Regions from separate parts of the Homo sapiens genome. Here region 2 is linked to region 1. A link is a contact called in ENCODE Hi-C or POLR2A ChIA-PET data. All regions are on one chromosome and are shown on one strand. The core of a region is the stretch at or near the end of the contact, and the rest is flanking DNA. Distances in the headings are between cores, read along the strand shown.

Region 1 (7,461 bases), core at 2,823-5,322:
CCAGCATTTTTTTTTTTTTTTTTTTTTTGAGACAGGGTCTCACTCTGTCACCTAGACTGGAGTACAGTGGTGCGATCACAGCTCATTGCAGCCTTGACCTCCTGGGCTCAAGCAATCCTCCCACCTCAGCCTCCTGAGTAGCTGGGACCACTGGCACATGCCACCATGCCCTGCTGATTTTTGTATTTTTTGTAGAGATGGGGTTTCAACATGTTGTCCCAGCCAGTCTCCAACTCCTAAGCTCAAGCTATCTCCCTGCCTTGGTCTCCCACAGTGTTGGGATTACAGGCGTGAGCCACCACGCCTAGCCAATAGTATGATTATTAATTAACTTTGTTGGCTGTTGCTGTGGTTAAATGTGTCCCCCAATTAAGTATGTGTTGGAAACTTAATCTCCAATGCAACAGTGTTAAGAGGTAGGACCCCTGAAGGGTGATTAGGCCATAAGGACTCCGCCCACATGAATAGACTAAAGGAAAATTTTTTTTTTTTTTTTTTTTTGAGACGGAGTCTCGTTCTGTCGCTCAGGCGGGAGTGCTGTGGCGCGATCTCCGCTCACTGCAAGCTCCGCCTTCCGGGTTCACGCCATTCTCCTGCCTCAGCCTCCCGAGTAGCTGGGACTACAGGCGCCCGCCACTGCGCCCGGCTAATTTTTTGTATTTTTAGTAGAGACGGGGTTTCACCGTGGTCTCGATCTCCTGACCTCGTGATCCGCCCGCCTCGGCCTCCCAAAGTGCTGGGATTACAGGCGTGAGCCACCGCGCCCGGCCGACTAAAGGAAATTTTAAAAGGGCTTGAGGCTGCAAATTTGGTATCTTGCTCTCTAGTCTTCCACCACGGAATGAGGCAATAAGACGGCCCTCGTGAGATGCCAGCTCCTTCATATTAGACTTCCCAGCTTCCAGAAATGTAAGAAATAAGTTTCTTTTCTTTACAATTACACAGTCTTGGTATTCTGCTATAGCCACACAAAATGGATTGAGACAGTTGATTGAAACATTAGTAATTCTAACTGTACATTTGAGAATATGAAACAATACATAAATCCAGCTTAAGCAAAAAGTAATATGACATCTTAAGTCTTAGACTACCCATCACTACAGCTGAAATACCTGTACAGCATGTCGGTCTGAACCACTGTAGACAGAGATCTGTGGCTGCTGCATTCGAGAGGAGGAAGTGGTGATGGTGGTGGTGGTGGTACTGCTGGTTGTTGTTGACACAGAAGATGTTCCCGGGTTTGGTTCAGTATCCATAGCTGTACTATGGTCCTTAAATCTGGCAGGTCACACAAAGTGTTTGTATTGGTAAAAGCATTATCTTATGAGCTTTAAAGAATATTCATTCCAAAGAAATAATCAGCAGTAATCTAAACTGCTAGGAAGGCTCTCATAAAAGACAGCCAACACACAGTCACTATAAGCACTTAGAAGGGAAAAATACTTCACATATATGGAGCATATTTAATAGTTAATACCTACTACATTTGAATTCAAATGATTCAGAATACGTAACTCAGATAACGCATAGCCAAAAGTTTATCTTTGCATTACCGAAAGATTTTTTTTAAACCAAAACAGGTAATGAGAGAATACTAAACTACCTAGGAAAATAAAAATTTAAGCAGTATCAGAGTATTTTAAAACATTTCTTTACATTCTTTTGACCACACTAATTACAAACTAAAGTCATTCTTACCTATACATTAGAACAGAATGCCTAGGGACTCATGTTAACTAGCTTAGTTTAGTTTACCATATAAACTTTGCTTAAAAATAAGTTCTTTTTAAAAAATGTTAAAAAGTAATTTTTTTAACTCACACTGGCTTTTCCCCTAATCAGTCTACAACGCTGTCCTTACTACTTCTAATAGCTGAGTTATACTTATTAGCAGATTGCTGTGAGAACACAGAGAAGCAGCAAACAGCAACTTCCCATACCCTTACAAAATCTTTTTCACAAAGAATTACTCCAGATTTTGAAAACATAAATTATGTCACTTCCTCATGTATGGACAGTAAAGTACACTTTTATACCAGACTTTCTTCCCTCCAATACTATAATCTTACTTGTTGTGGTACAAAATTCCACTAAATACAGAATCTGTATTTGAATAAATTCAAACACTTTAAGTCAATTCTAAGGACCTCCATATTGTTAGAAACCAGAAGAGCAGTAGTTTTTGTCGGGCCAGAAATGTACCTCGAAGGTGAAAAGCACACAAGAGATTATACTGGTTTTATCTCCCTTTTCTTATCGGTCTTTTCTTCTGAGAAACTAAATCCCACCCACCCCACATTAGCAGCACTGATAAAAATGTAAGAACACTTTCTATTCCATGAAAAAACAAATGAATCTGGCACTAATTGGTACACATACACTATTACCATAGCGTTGCTTTTTTAAGTACAAATTTTCTTTGTTCTATATTACGTATGTAAACAGTATTTATATTCTCTGAGGAACCAAATGTAAAAAAAAACCGAACAAAAAAAAAAAAAAAGGAAAAGTGGGGGCCTTGAGTGGCGGTTCACACCTGTCATCCTACCACTCAGGGGGAGGACTGCTTGAGCTTAGGCGTTCAAAGCCAGCCTGGGCAACATAGGGAAACCCTGTCTCTACAAATGAAAAATAAAAAATTAGCCAGGCCTGGTGGCACAGGACTGTGGTCCCAGCAACTTGAGAGGCTAAGGTGGGGAAATCGCTTGAGCCCAAGAGGGCCAGGCTGCAGTGAGCTATGATCGTGCCACTGCACTCCAGCCTGGGAGATAAGAGTGAGAGACGCTGTCACAAAGAAAGAAAAAGAAAATAAGAGGAAAAGTGAAAGGAAAACCGTCAGGAAGAAAGCTGACTCCTCACTTACTTTTTGGATTAGTAAATAATTCATACATTTTTATGCTTCTGTTTTTTTTTTTTTTTTCCAAACTGCCTTCCAATCAAATCACAGCATCATATGGTAACTGTTCAACATTATACAGTATTAGTGGTAGGTAAGGTAAACTTTTTACCGAACTGCTGCCTGTCATACTACTACCGTATCGTGTACCAGTGACATGCAAAAGGCCAGCTTAAGTTCTGGTTTTTTAAAAGTGTTAATCTGCTCAACTATGCCCTCCAATCCAAACAGTATGGTAAACAGTTCTAACTCCTAACCAAAAATGGTCACAGAGAATCCAAATTCTCGGCATAAGTCTAAACATCGGTTGAGCGGAACTGGCCAAACCATCGCACTGCATTTCGAGGCCTGGCACAAAAGAACAACTTTGGTAACTCCACCGTCTAGGCATACTAATACCTGCAAAATACAGCCAGCAGTTCTGGTGCACAAGAGGCCTACCCAGGAAACAGTAAGTTCTGGAGTCGTTAACTAAACATACCGTCACACCGACACACAAGAATGTGGCCCGCGTGTGAGGCAGCAACGCTGCACCCAGAGAATCGAGGGAAAGACCTTTCTTTCAGGGTGTTTTCAGCCTCACCAGACCTGCAAGCAGCCCCCGCCGCTCTCAGGCCCACGCCGGGATGCCTCCGGCACGAGGGAAGCGGGCAGCCCCGCGTGTCGGATTCTCCCGCTGAGGAGGAGTGGGGTGGCGCCGGGGCGGGAAGGAGAAGAAGGCGAAGGAGGCCTGGCAGTGCCCGCCCTGCCCTACCCAGCCTCCGCGGGCCCCTGCGCAGGCAGCCGTAACAAGGCTGCCCGCGGGGCCCACTTGCAGGAATGACAGCGCCTGAGGAGCCCACCCGGGCTCGTTCCCCGGAAAACCCCAGCTCCCGGAGTCCCAAGGGTGACCCTGCGCGCAGGGCCGCGCAGATCCGGGACCTGATGGCGGAAGGGGCGCTCCTGCCTGGAGGGTAACTGGACCCTAGAGTTCGTCTTCGCCCCGCGACACGGGCCTAGCCGGCTCCTCCACGATAGGACGGGTCTCGAGTCTCTCTTTCCCCACACTGCCCGCAAAAGAGCCCTGAGCTTTCCCCTGGGGGAACGTGTCGCTGCCCCAACTCGCCCCCCCTAGTTACGACATCAGTCACCATCTAGTCACTCACTCCGCTTCCGCCATCTTCTCTCCTCCATCACTAACATGGGCTGCGCATGCGCCCCCCGGCGGCGGGCGGAGAGGCGGGGTCGGCTCAGCCCCCGGAGCCAGAGGTCACGTGGCGTCCTCAGCTTCCAATCGCCCCCGCCCACCATAGGAATTGCTCTTTCTGGAAAGTGACCAGATTTCCCCCACTAAGATAACCAGTGTCTCCTCTCCAAACCCCTCTCTTTCTCTCCTCCAGGATCTTCCTCTTGGGGAGATATCTGTAATAAAGATATAAAAAGTTATCTTAGATTGTTAAATTTAAAATTTAAAGAATATGGGCGCGGTGGCTCACCTGTAATCCCAGCACTCTGGGAGGTTGAGGAGGATCTCTTGAAGCGAGGAGTTCAGGACCAGCCTTGACAATAAAGTGAGACCCTGACTCTACCAAAAAAAAGCCCAACAATAATAATAATAATAATAATAATTTTGAAGAATATCTAAAATATACCAAAGCCTATGCAAACTGCAGAGTGGTTTCAAAGAAAATACCCACGAGGATTAGAGGCTGAGGTCTCAGGGAGAAAGGAAATTCAGGGCTGGCTGCAGGGCTTGTTGCCTGGGAGCTTTGGGGCTTGAGGGTCCCAACCAGCAGTACCTCTCTCCAGCTGAAAGATAGTGTTCAGATGCCAGTGAATGAGTGGTTAAGGAATCATCCTGACTACCCTAGGCATATCATTCATGTCTTCAGTATGAATTTGCTGAGCGCTTAGTAGGAATTGCAAACTTGAACACCACAAGGAACAAGCAGGAACAGCCACCAGTTTGCTAGTGTAGTCTGCTAAATGCCAACAACTCAGGTGTGTGAGACAAACATATAAAGATAAGTAAAATAACACATTTAAATATAAATATGAAATAATAAAGATGAGTCCTTGTCTTCCAAGAAGTAGCGGAGCGGGTTTTATAGACATTTGCATACAATATAATGTGTTCTGAAGACCGGGACGATGGCTCACCCTCATAATACCAGCACTTTGGGAAGTGAAGTTGGGAGGATTGCTTGAGCCCGGGAGTTTGAGACCACCCTGGGCAACATGGGGAAATCCCATCTCTACAAAAAATACAAAAATTATCCGGATGTCGTGGCGCGCACCTGTCATCCCAGCTACTCAGGAGGCTGAGGAAAAAGTGTTCTGAAACAGATCTATTAAGTGCTTTGGAAAGTTTAAAGTTCAAGGTGTATAATAAATCTTTACCTCCCTTTACAGGAAAAAAAAAGCATACGAACCATAAACAATGTCTCTTTTTGCATTTTGTGAGGTGATGGAGTCACAATAATTTCAAGAACTGAGAATGAAGTATTGATATAAATCCATCCGGAAGTGTAATATGGTCTGATGAAAAGTATACTTAGTCTTAGAAATCCTATATGCCAGGATGTGCCTAAGGAAGGGAAAAGAACACTTCCCATCTATGTGAGCTTAAATTGTCCCTTTGCCCACTTTTCCCATCTGATAACATCTTTTTTTTTTACCTTGTCTACCTAATAGCAGTACTATCTACTACTACTTCTAGAATTCATTGAGAAAGTCTCCTTTTAAAAGTCCCTGTAGACCAGGCACAGAGGCTCACTCCTGTTATACCAGCAATTTGGGGGGCCGAGGAAGGCGGATAACCTGAGGTCAGGAGTTCAAGACCAGCCTGGCCAACATGGTGAAACCCTGTCTCTACTAAAAATACAAGAATTAGCCGGGTGTAGTGGCACCTGCCTATAATCCCAGCTACTCCAGAGGCTGAGGCAGGAGAATCGCCTGAACCTGGGAGATGGAGGTTGCAGGGAGACAGTGCCACTTCATTACAGCCTGGGAAAGAGACTGAGACTCCATCTCAAAAGAAAATAAAAAGTCCTTGTAGATGCTTTAAAATATTACTGCTTTTTCTTTCATTCTGACTTGCTCATATATCATTGTTATTAAACTTTTTTTTTTTAAATTGAGACGGAGTATTACTCTGTCGCCCGGGTTGGAGTGCAATGATGAGATCTCGGCTCACCACAACCTCCGCCTCCCGGATTCAAGCGATTCTCCTGCCTCGGCCTTCCGAGTAGCTGGGATTACGGGCACGTGCCACCACACCCAGCAAACTTTTTCTATATTTTTGGTAGAGACGGGGTTTCACCATGTTGGCCAGGCTGGTCTTGCACTCCTGACATCAGGTGATCCACTGGCCTCAGCCTCTCAAAGTGCTAGGATTACAGGCGTGAGCCATTGCACCCGGCCTTTTATTAAACTTCCAAGAATCGGCCGGGCGCGGTGGCTCATGCCTGTAATCCCAGCACTTTGGGAGGCCAAGGCGGGTGGATCACCAAACGTCAGGAGTTCAAGACCAGCCTGGCCAATATGGTGAAACCCCATCTCTACAAAAAATACAAAAATTAGCCGGGCGGTAGTGGCGTGTGCCTGTAATCCCAGCTACTCCGGAGGCTGAGGCACGATGATTGCTTGAACCCAGGAGATGGAGGTTGTGGTGAGCGGGGATGGTGCCACTGCCCTCCAGCCTGCCAATAAAGCGAGACTCCGTCTAAAAAAAAAAAAAAAAAACACAAAACTTTCAAGAATCAACTATACATTGGTATTGCTGAAACTATTTTGTTTAGAGAAACAAAAGTGAAGAAAGCACAGTCTTAGGCCTAAACATGGAAAATGCATAAATCAAAGATGTATTTGGAATACATAGGCCAAAATTGTTCTTTTTTTATCCTCCTTTCACTTGAACATCTAGGTCCTATATCCCTAGTGTTACCTCGTACAGATTGCCTTTAAAAATGAGAATATATGTCCGGTCACGGTGGCTCATGCCTGTAATCCCAGCACTTTGGGAGGCCAAGATGGGCGGATCGCCTGAGGTCAGGAGTTCGAGACCAGCCTGGCCAGCATGGTAAAACCCGGTCTCTACTAAAACTACAAAAATTAGCTGGGCATGGTGGCAGGCGCCTGTAATCCCAGCTACTCGGGGAGGCTGAGGCAGGATAATCACTCGAACCCAGGAGGCAGAGGTTGCAGTGAGCTGAGATCACGCCATTGCACTCCAGCCTGGGCAACAGAGCGAGACTCCATCTAAAAAAAAAAAGCCAGGGGGGAATATATGTTGGGTAAAATCAGAATAGTATTGTTTTTTAGAAACATTTCAATGCTCAATACTTATTATAACAGCTAACACTTGTATCACCTTTTATAAAGTGCAAAGGATTTCCATAAAACTCATTTGTTGATCTTCACAATAACTCTGTGATACAGTTATCATGATTCCCATTTAGCACGGAAGTATAGTGAGCTTCAAGGTAATTAAGTGCCTCGGGTGACTGCTAGCATGTACAAGAAATGGAGTTCTAATTTAAGGTTGCCATCTCCAAAGCCAAGTTTTCTTCACTACATCATTCAGC
Region 2 (7,461 bases), core at 3,374-5,873, 1.1 Mb after region 1:
AAAGTTTTGTAAACCATATAGTGCTCTAAAAATGCTACAAACTTCCATTATTATTCTACATTTGGGATTTCTGACTTTCATGACAGAGATTTGTTTTTATCTTGCAATCCTCTGCTGCAACAATTATCAATTGATGGTGTCCCAGACCACTGTCAAAATACAGTGTACATTATTCAAAGACCCCAAATACCAAATGGTCACAAGCCTAGTGTGTTATTATGTCTGAAAGTGTTTGAGTGACCAAAGAATGACTGAAGCTCTCATCTAAACAGCAGAAGGAAAACCAGAATAACCCAACAAAAGGTATCATGTACACACATCAACTACCAGACAGGTTAAAGGTGGGCAACATCCTATGAGAGATGAGACTAAATTAAAGCACATGTTGGAACCTGCCTGTGGTCTGGGAAGAACAGCAGATACAGACAGCAGAGAACAGCAGGAACAGACAACAGAGACCGGGACACAGATATGAGAACTTCCTAAAGAAGGAAGAAGGGATGAGTCCATTAAAAGATGACAATTTAGAATGTCAAGAGTCCTCTGGTGTGTTCTAAAATGAGGCTGGCTACTTGTGTTGTTAGAGGCCTGAGATGATGTCTACATGTTTGGGTAATGATCTTGGATGATATGAACTGATAGCTAGGCCCAGAAGTAAGAAACAGGTACTGCCATAATAGTTATCAACCTTCCTGCCACAGTCTTGGGATGAGTTCCTCTGTCCTGGGCAAGTTGGCTGGGGCTGAAGCACAGAGCAAGGGCCATTGCAAGGTGCTCCTTATTAGGACATTTTTCATCTAACTTAGACCCACAGACTATGTGCACTTAGTTGGGGCCTAATTATCAAGAACCTGTATTCCACACATACACTATTTGATACTTAATATAAATAATGTACCCAATTTTATTTAGCAAAACTAGCAAAACTTGTACTCAAAATGAATGTTGTCTCTAGGCACTAATACCATTGATGTTTAAATCATTCTGAAATTACCTACATCACATCCCTTTGAATATAGAAAAATAATATGGCTCATCTTTGTTAAAAAGTATATTTAATTTTTTACATTTAATATCATTCTAAACGGGTAAGGAAGGTGAAAGATTGAGTTGGATAAAACTGTTAGAAAGTAAATATGATAACAGACCAAAAAGAAATTTTGTGGTTTGTGTATTTCATCACCAAAAGAAAGTAGCTCCCAAATTTATAGGGCAATTGCAACATTTTTGAAGGAAATACGTGCAATTCTCTAAGGTAAATGTTCATTTGCATAGATAAAATCTGGTATGCGTGTGTGTGTGTGTGTGCGTGTGTGTGTGTCATATCTCTTTACTTAACAGCCAAAACAATCTCCTATGTTACCTTCAGCCATTGTTTCCCCTCCCCTATAAATACATCTTCATTGCAAGCAGTTTGTGGGTGAGAAAATGCCTCCATTTTACCTATGTTCACCAGTTAGTTACAACCTGTTGGGCATACAGTAGGTGCTAAATAAATGACTGACTTTTAAGCCTCAAAACTTAACTATAGATAAGTGTTCCGAACACAAGAAGTAGAAAACTCAAGCTATATGGGCAGCCGATGAAAATTAACTGTGCACTTATATAGGCAGATGTAATTAAAAATGAGGGGAGGAGAAGAGAGGAATAAACAAAACCACCCCAAAAACTCATATCGTGTGCACGACATTATATCTGAAAGTGTCATAAATTTCCATTTTATAGCATTAGGAAGCTGCCTTATGTTAATTCAAGGTGGGTAACATGCATATTAAAATATAGCTGTGCTATCTCTGCATTGTTCTCCCAGCTTAGAAGGTAAAATACTGAAGCAAACATGTGGCCTACCAGTGGGAATTAAATTAGAGCGATATTTTACATCATTGCATAGCATTGGTTCTTTGACATTCACAATGTTAACTTTGATATAAGAAATCAGCTAGGTTAGTTTTATCTGTTTATCTGGGAGAAACTTAATCTGGGTTTTGTAAGAAAATCATGGGGTAGTGGAATGGGGAGAGCACTCGGTTCCTGGTGACACCATCTAAATCTTGAAGAACATAAAAATAAACAGCTAGGATTTCACCATGTAAGACAGGAAAAATGGGCACTTCAGAAAATTTAAATGGAGTAGGGGTGTAGAGAAGCATTTCATGTTTTAGAATGCATAGTTTTTTGGGGCCGAAGGAAACCACTCTTAGTCAACTTTAAGAAATAACTAGGGCCGGGCACAGTGGCTCGTGCCTGTAATTCCAGCCCTTTGGGAGGCCGAGGCGAGTGGATCACGAGGTCAGGAGTTCGAGACCATCCTGGCCAACACGGTGAAACCTCGTCTTTACTAAAGGTACCAAAAAAAAAAAAATTAGCCGGGCGTGGTGGCAGGTGCCTATAGTCCCAGCTGCTTGGGAGGTTGAGGCAGGAGAATGGCGTGAACCCAGGAGGCGGAACTTGCAGTGAGCCGAGATCACACCACTGCACTCCAGCCTGGGCAACAAAGCAAGACTGTCTCAAAAAAAAAAAAAAGAAATAACTAAAGTATCTGGGAATATTAAACCATGACTTCAAAGCTGTCCCTCTTGCAGCCTCAGTGAGGTGCGAAAGGTCTCTGATTTCAGGCACCCCTCACTCTGGCTTAATTCTTTCACTCTCACATATGGTTGTCTGATAAATCCAGCTAAAAGCAAAACCTGTGATGAGGTCTCAACTTGCTCCTCTGCCTCCCAACCCTCCCTTTAAGCTTGTGACCAAATTGCTGAATTCACCTCCTTTCTCATAGATCTGCCTGAAAAAAAAAAGAAAAGAAATCAGAAGACAGGTCCCCCCCCCACCCCACCCCCAGTTATCTCAAATGTCACGGCTAGGAAGTTTAGGCTGCATGGACCATCAAGACCCTACAATAAATTGAAGTAACAAACATATTACCTTCTCCCGAATCCTCTCTGAACAGATCACCGTTTCTCTACCCTCCCCAAGGGAAACTCTGATCAAACAAATCTAGCCACTCTTTCCCTTAAAGAGCAAAACTCACAAAATTAAGTTAAAAATTCATTCTTGAAGGTTGGAAAACAGCAGGAAATGTCTTTATTCTACATATTAAAACTTCCAGAGAAATCAATAAAACAAAGAATGTAACTAGCTGTCCTTCAAGAGTTTAAATAAAAACACACAACTAGCAAAATTATGAAGTGTGTCTTTCAGGATCCATTTTTCTGGACATGACTCAGACAACCAGCCATTTAAAGCCCTCTTTACATTTAGTGTTTTTAATATCTGCTCTTAAATTCTTAATTCATCCCAAAGTGCAAATGATTAATATTAAATTTCCTTTTTTCTTAAGAATGTTTATTTTAGCAAGAAAATAGTAACTTCCAGTACTTGTGGAACAACAGAACAAAGACCTTCCATACCTCATTTATATTGATCTTAATGTAGCGTGTCTATTACTAAAGACATTTTACAGAATAAAACCCCAAATAGTCTTAAAAAGATAATTTGATTTTCTTAAGGACCATTCTCCAAATTCTTCGGACCCCAAAGACCACACCACACTCTTCCTCTATCAGGCTGCTACAAGATGAAGGAATGATCAACTAATTTACAGAATTTTAGGCTTTACCTAGAGCAGTGGAGAATGCAGTTTTTAGAGTTTTAATATTTGCTCACCCTTCCCCATATAAAGCAGAGTCTCAAATATAAACCCAGATTTCCTGCCTGCAACTGTAAATTCAGTTTCTGGATATACATCACCAAGATAAACTGTTAGATACAAGCATCACCCAGATGTTTTGTAGTATTCATATTAATAATCCTATAAGCCTCTCTTTGGGGCAGAAAACAATGATCATTACTGATCCAATTTCCATTACTGGATGAAGACTCCCAACTACTAATACAGATACATGTGTCTATCCCTCCCTTTACAGCTAACATATAAGGGCTAAATGGAAATCCTAGTAGTACAGCATTTATCTATCATTTTGCAATAATCTGTGGGCAGATAACACAATAGCGACTCGTTCCTTTAATTCAATTTCATAATCAGAAGTGATATGCAAAATATAAGTACAGAAAAGCTATTTTCAGAAAATATGATCTGATTTTTCACAGTTTTTGAATAAGCAAGATAAACGTTATAATTTGGAGTATGGTAATGGCTTTGGGAATTGTGTTCTGAGAAGTAAAATAAAAAGGGATTTAGCATGTAGATTAATCATATGGCTTTTCCAAAGATTCAAAATTTTGAGAAAGCCATTTTTAACATATCTGAAAATCACTTAGAATTTTCAGTGCCATCCTAGCCTCTTCCTCTAATTTTGGTTCATAACCACATCTTATTTTGCTGGATTGCAATGGACTTTGAGGTTGCAATATGTTTTATCTGATGCTGATTCAATTTAGACAATAAAGGATTGAAGTTCTTGAAAGAAACATCTGGCCAACAAAACCTGATATGAGCAGAGAAACTATTAATCATTACTTTAGGTTATGGAAAATCCCACATTCAAATGAACCAAAAAGATTCTTGAAAATCTATCCCTCTACTCCCCATGAGGAAACAGTAGATTTTTCTAAAGCTCCCTGGGTGACAAATGCTGTCTGGTTACAACCATCTTAGCTAGAGCTAAGATGGTTTCAGAATCAAACTACAAATCATTTTGAAAGTTTCCTGTTTTGCAAACTCCGGATATAAGCTAAAGCGATTTTTCTATTCACTACCTAGACATCACCTGCTCATCAACAGATTTTAAAGCATCTTGCAGAGGCAAATTTCCAAAAAAGGTAGCCTAAGTACTTATCCACTATACCACCTCTTCAAAAGCAGCAGAGAATAAATACAAAGTTGTCTGATTAGTCAGTAAACAAAATGAATTCAAGCTGAGGTGCCTGAACACGGGCAAAGGAATGTTTTGTGCCACAGGCCCAAAAGAACAAAGCTCATTTTGTTGCACATTATCAGGTGTCATGGTTCATATCCTGGAGTGCCTTTAGAGACCCCAGGTGTGGCTGCTGCTCAGTGTTTCAGAAACATTCTTCTGTTTGGAAGGACATTGAAGAGCCGTAAATGCCACAACAGTTTCTCTACTTTCTAGGCCCTCTATGGTTTTGAAATTCATCCCATCTCCTTGGATTTATATTGATTGTGGGTATGGCTTAGTGGTGATGGGGGAAGGGGTCTAGTTCTCCAGGAGGAACTCAAAGGAAGGCAGTTGTATAGAACCACAGAAACATATAGAATTATAGAATAAAGTATTCTGAGCAGCTAATAAGACGACCATTTACTACTTTGCCACACAGAGGGAAAAGAAGGAAAACAGCTCCCAACAAGGAAAAAAAAAATAAGTACCCAATGGTCCTCTTCCCTCTTTTGAGCATGGCTGTTGTTTCGGGGTTTTTCCAAGCCTTGTTTTTTTTCATCAATTATTTTCTTTGATGCCTACTTCACTATGCATGGGAACAGAAAGCAAACTATTAGAAATTTTCACACTGCCAGAAGTTCAACAAATGAGTCTACAATTCCCAAGGCCCAGGGCCTAGAGAAATACCAGCTGAAATTAAAATAAGGAGAAAGAGAATCGATAAAGAGGTTAATTAGCTTATGTGGTACAGTCGAGGGAGGCAGAGCATTTTGCTGGGAAATAGCCAGGATGTCCCAATGGGGAGATGCAATCTTCTTAACCAAACGAGATGCCTGGGGAACTCTTTTCTCCAATACTTCATGAACACTAAAAAACAAAGCCACAGATACAAAGGACAGAGTGCTGGCCATGAAGAATCATGGGGAGCTACTTCATAAACACTTTAGGAAATACTGTTTTGCCCTCCAGCCAATTTCCTCTAAGCTTCAAGGTCAGAAAGAACTTTACAAAGGGTGACTAGCTGAGGAGTCATCCAATTTACTTCCTACTGACCCAAAAGAGAAGCCATTTATTACCACTGGCAGGAATGGATGAATTCTGACCATCCCCATTCTGACTTGGGAGTTTCTTTTTGACTGCAGTAGGGTATTTGAGTTTGAGGCCAGGGATCAAAATAAACTGAATGCTCACTCAGGACAGAAGAGTAACACTGGCCCCCCATGAAGAGAGTCCTCTGCACTTCCCCAGGGGTGAGTGTGTGACTGTATATTTTCAGTTTGGTATAAAAACATCAGGAGCAGAATAACTCACCTGCTGAGAGACAGGTCTACTTCCCTAGGTCTGAACATCCTTTCCATCTTTCTTTAAACTTAAAAAGCACCTATTAAGAACTGTTTACTCTGGTTTTAAAGTGGAACTGACATGACAAGCGGCTGCACAGAAACAGGCCGAGAGAGGAACAATGAAGTCATGAAGGAGGCAGCCCTGGGCCCATTTCATCTCAAAAGAAGACTGCTCACCACTGTATGCTACTCTGCCAAGGTCCTAGAGACTTAGAAGAAGCAAGGAACCATGCTGTAGAACCAGGGCAGGCGGTACTCTAGAACTGGGAATTCATTTTCCACAGGCTTAATGTAAAAAGAGGTTTAAATGATTCCATGTAACTGGCCATCATGGCAGCATGCAAATTTACTTAGCATTACAGGAGTCCAAATTTCAGCTCTAACCCTACCAGACATGTGACCCTGACACTTTAACCACTCTCAGCTTCAGTCACCTCATCTGAGAATAACATCTCCCCATCTCAGATAGGAACTGGGACAGAGTCTTTGTGAAATACAAAGCAGATGTTCATGACATAATAACTATTGCTGTTGCTGTAGACCTTGTTTGATAGTATTTATGCTCATCACAGCACTCTGTCCTTGTGATCTGGCTTCTCAGAATGGAAAACAACATTCTAACGTCAATAAAAGCATGAAGAACATGTCAGGTACTTGAGAACCCATGCCACTTTCAAAGCCTAGCTGGGGTTCCCACCAGCAACAAAGAGCCAAAAGCACTGTCCGCCAAGATCCCCTTCTCTTGGGACATCAACACCCCATTCATCTTTGCCATAAACTAAGCCACACTTGATGTGACTTTCTGGAGAGCAGGCTACTTTTTCATCCCAGCTCAGATTCTGATGGCATTACACTGCCCGTGGGGATGGAATTCCACACATGCGGACAGAGACACAGCTTCTCAAAATCCCTCAATATCAAACTGCTGTTGAGATTCTGATTTCATTGCTGATGAATCTCATTCCTGAGGTACAAGTCACAGAGCCTTTTATGGTTCCTGCATTTGGAGATTGTCCCTAGCCACTACAGACAAACACATCATCTTGTGCTTAGAGACTGGTGCTTTTGTCCCTCATCTTCATTTTTCCACCACAGTGATGATGGATGCCCTGCGATCTCATGAAGAATAATGACAGCAAAATGAAAAGCGTATGTGTCATCTCTGGGAAGACACGTGGGCAGTAAAATATAGCTGTACCAAGGCTTTGTGGCCATAACTCCTAATATCTCTGTGCAATTGGAAATGATTTTTAAAAACCTTT

Evidence for each region. Hi-C counts contacts between places; a loop is a spot of excess contacts on that map. ChIA-PET counts read pairs that join two places held with the same protein, here RNA polymerase II (POLR2A). Pooled maps may share reads with other maps.
Region 2: a loop to region 1 is called in a map of naive thymus-derived CD4-positive, alpha-beta T cell, with 4 times the contacts of the local background. The contact joins the enhancer-like site here to the promoter of PHC3 in region 1. A Hi-C loop is called at or near these places in 1 of 168 maps with a recorded cell type or tissue (naive thymus-derived CD4-positive, alpha-beta T cell), 1 of 37 single-sample maps with no recorded cell type and 4 of 50 pooled maps. POLR2A ChIA-PET finds 5 or more read pairs at or near these places in 1 of 52 experiments (GM12878).

The regions. Positions count from the first base shown.
Region 1 is chr3:170,177,661-170,185,121 of GRCh38, forward strand. PHC3 (polyhomeotic homolog 3) reads right to left here and starts at 4,073. Exons shown (of 15, transcript NM_024947.4): 1 at 4,042-4,073; 2 at 1,113-1,278. The coding sequence starts at 4,055. RefSeq lists silencers at 3,538-3,617, 4,088-4,227.
Region 2 is chr3:171,250,773-171,258,233 of GRCh38, forward strand. All of the region lies in intron 2 of TNIK (TRAF2 and NCK interacting kinase), which reads right to left. Among named protein-coding and RNA genes, the nearest start is that of MIR569, 150 kb to the left of the region's middle. RefSeq lists enhancers at 327-406, 5,016-5,065, 6,207-6,256. Within about 2 kb of position 4,624, at least 6 of the 41 ENCODE cell types and tissues checked have a DNase peak (open chromatin) inside an H3K27ac peak, as active enhancers do; they include GM12878, where a contact is called at or near this core.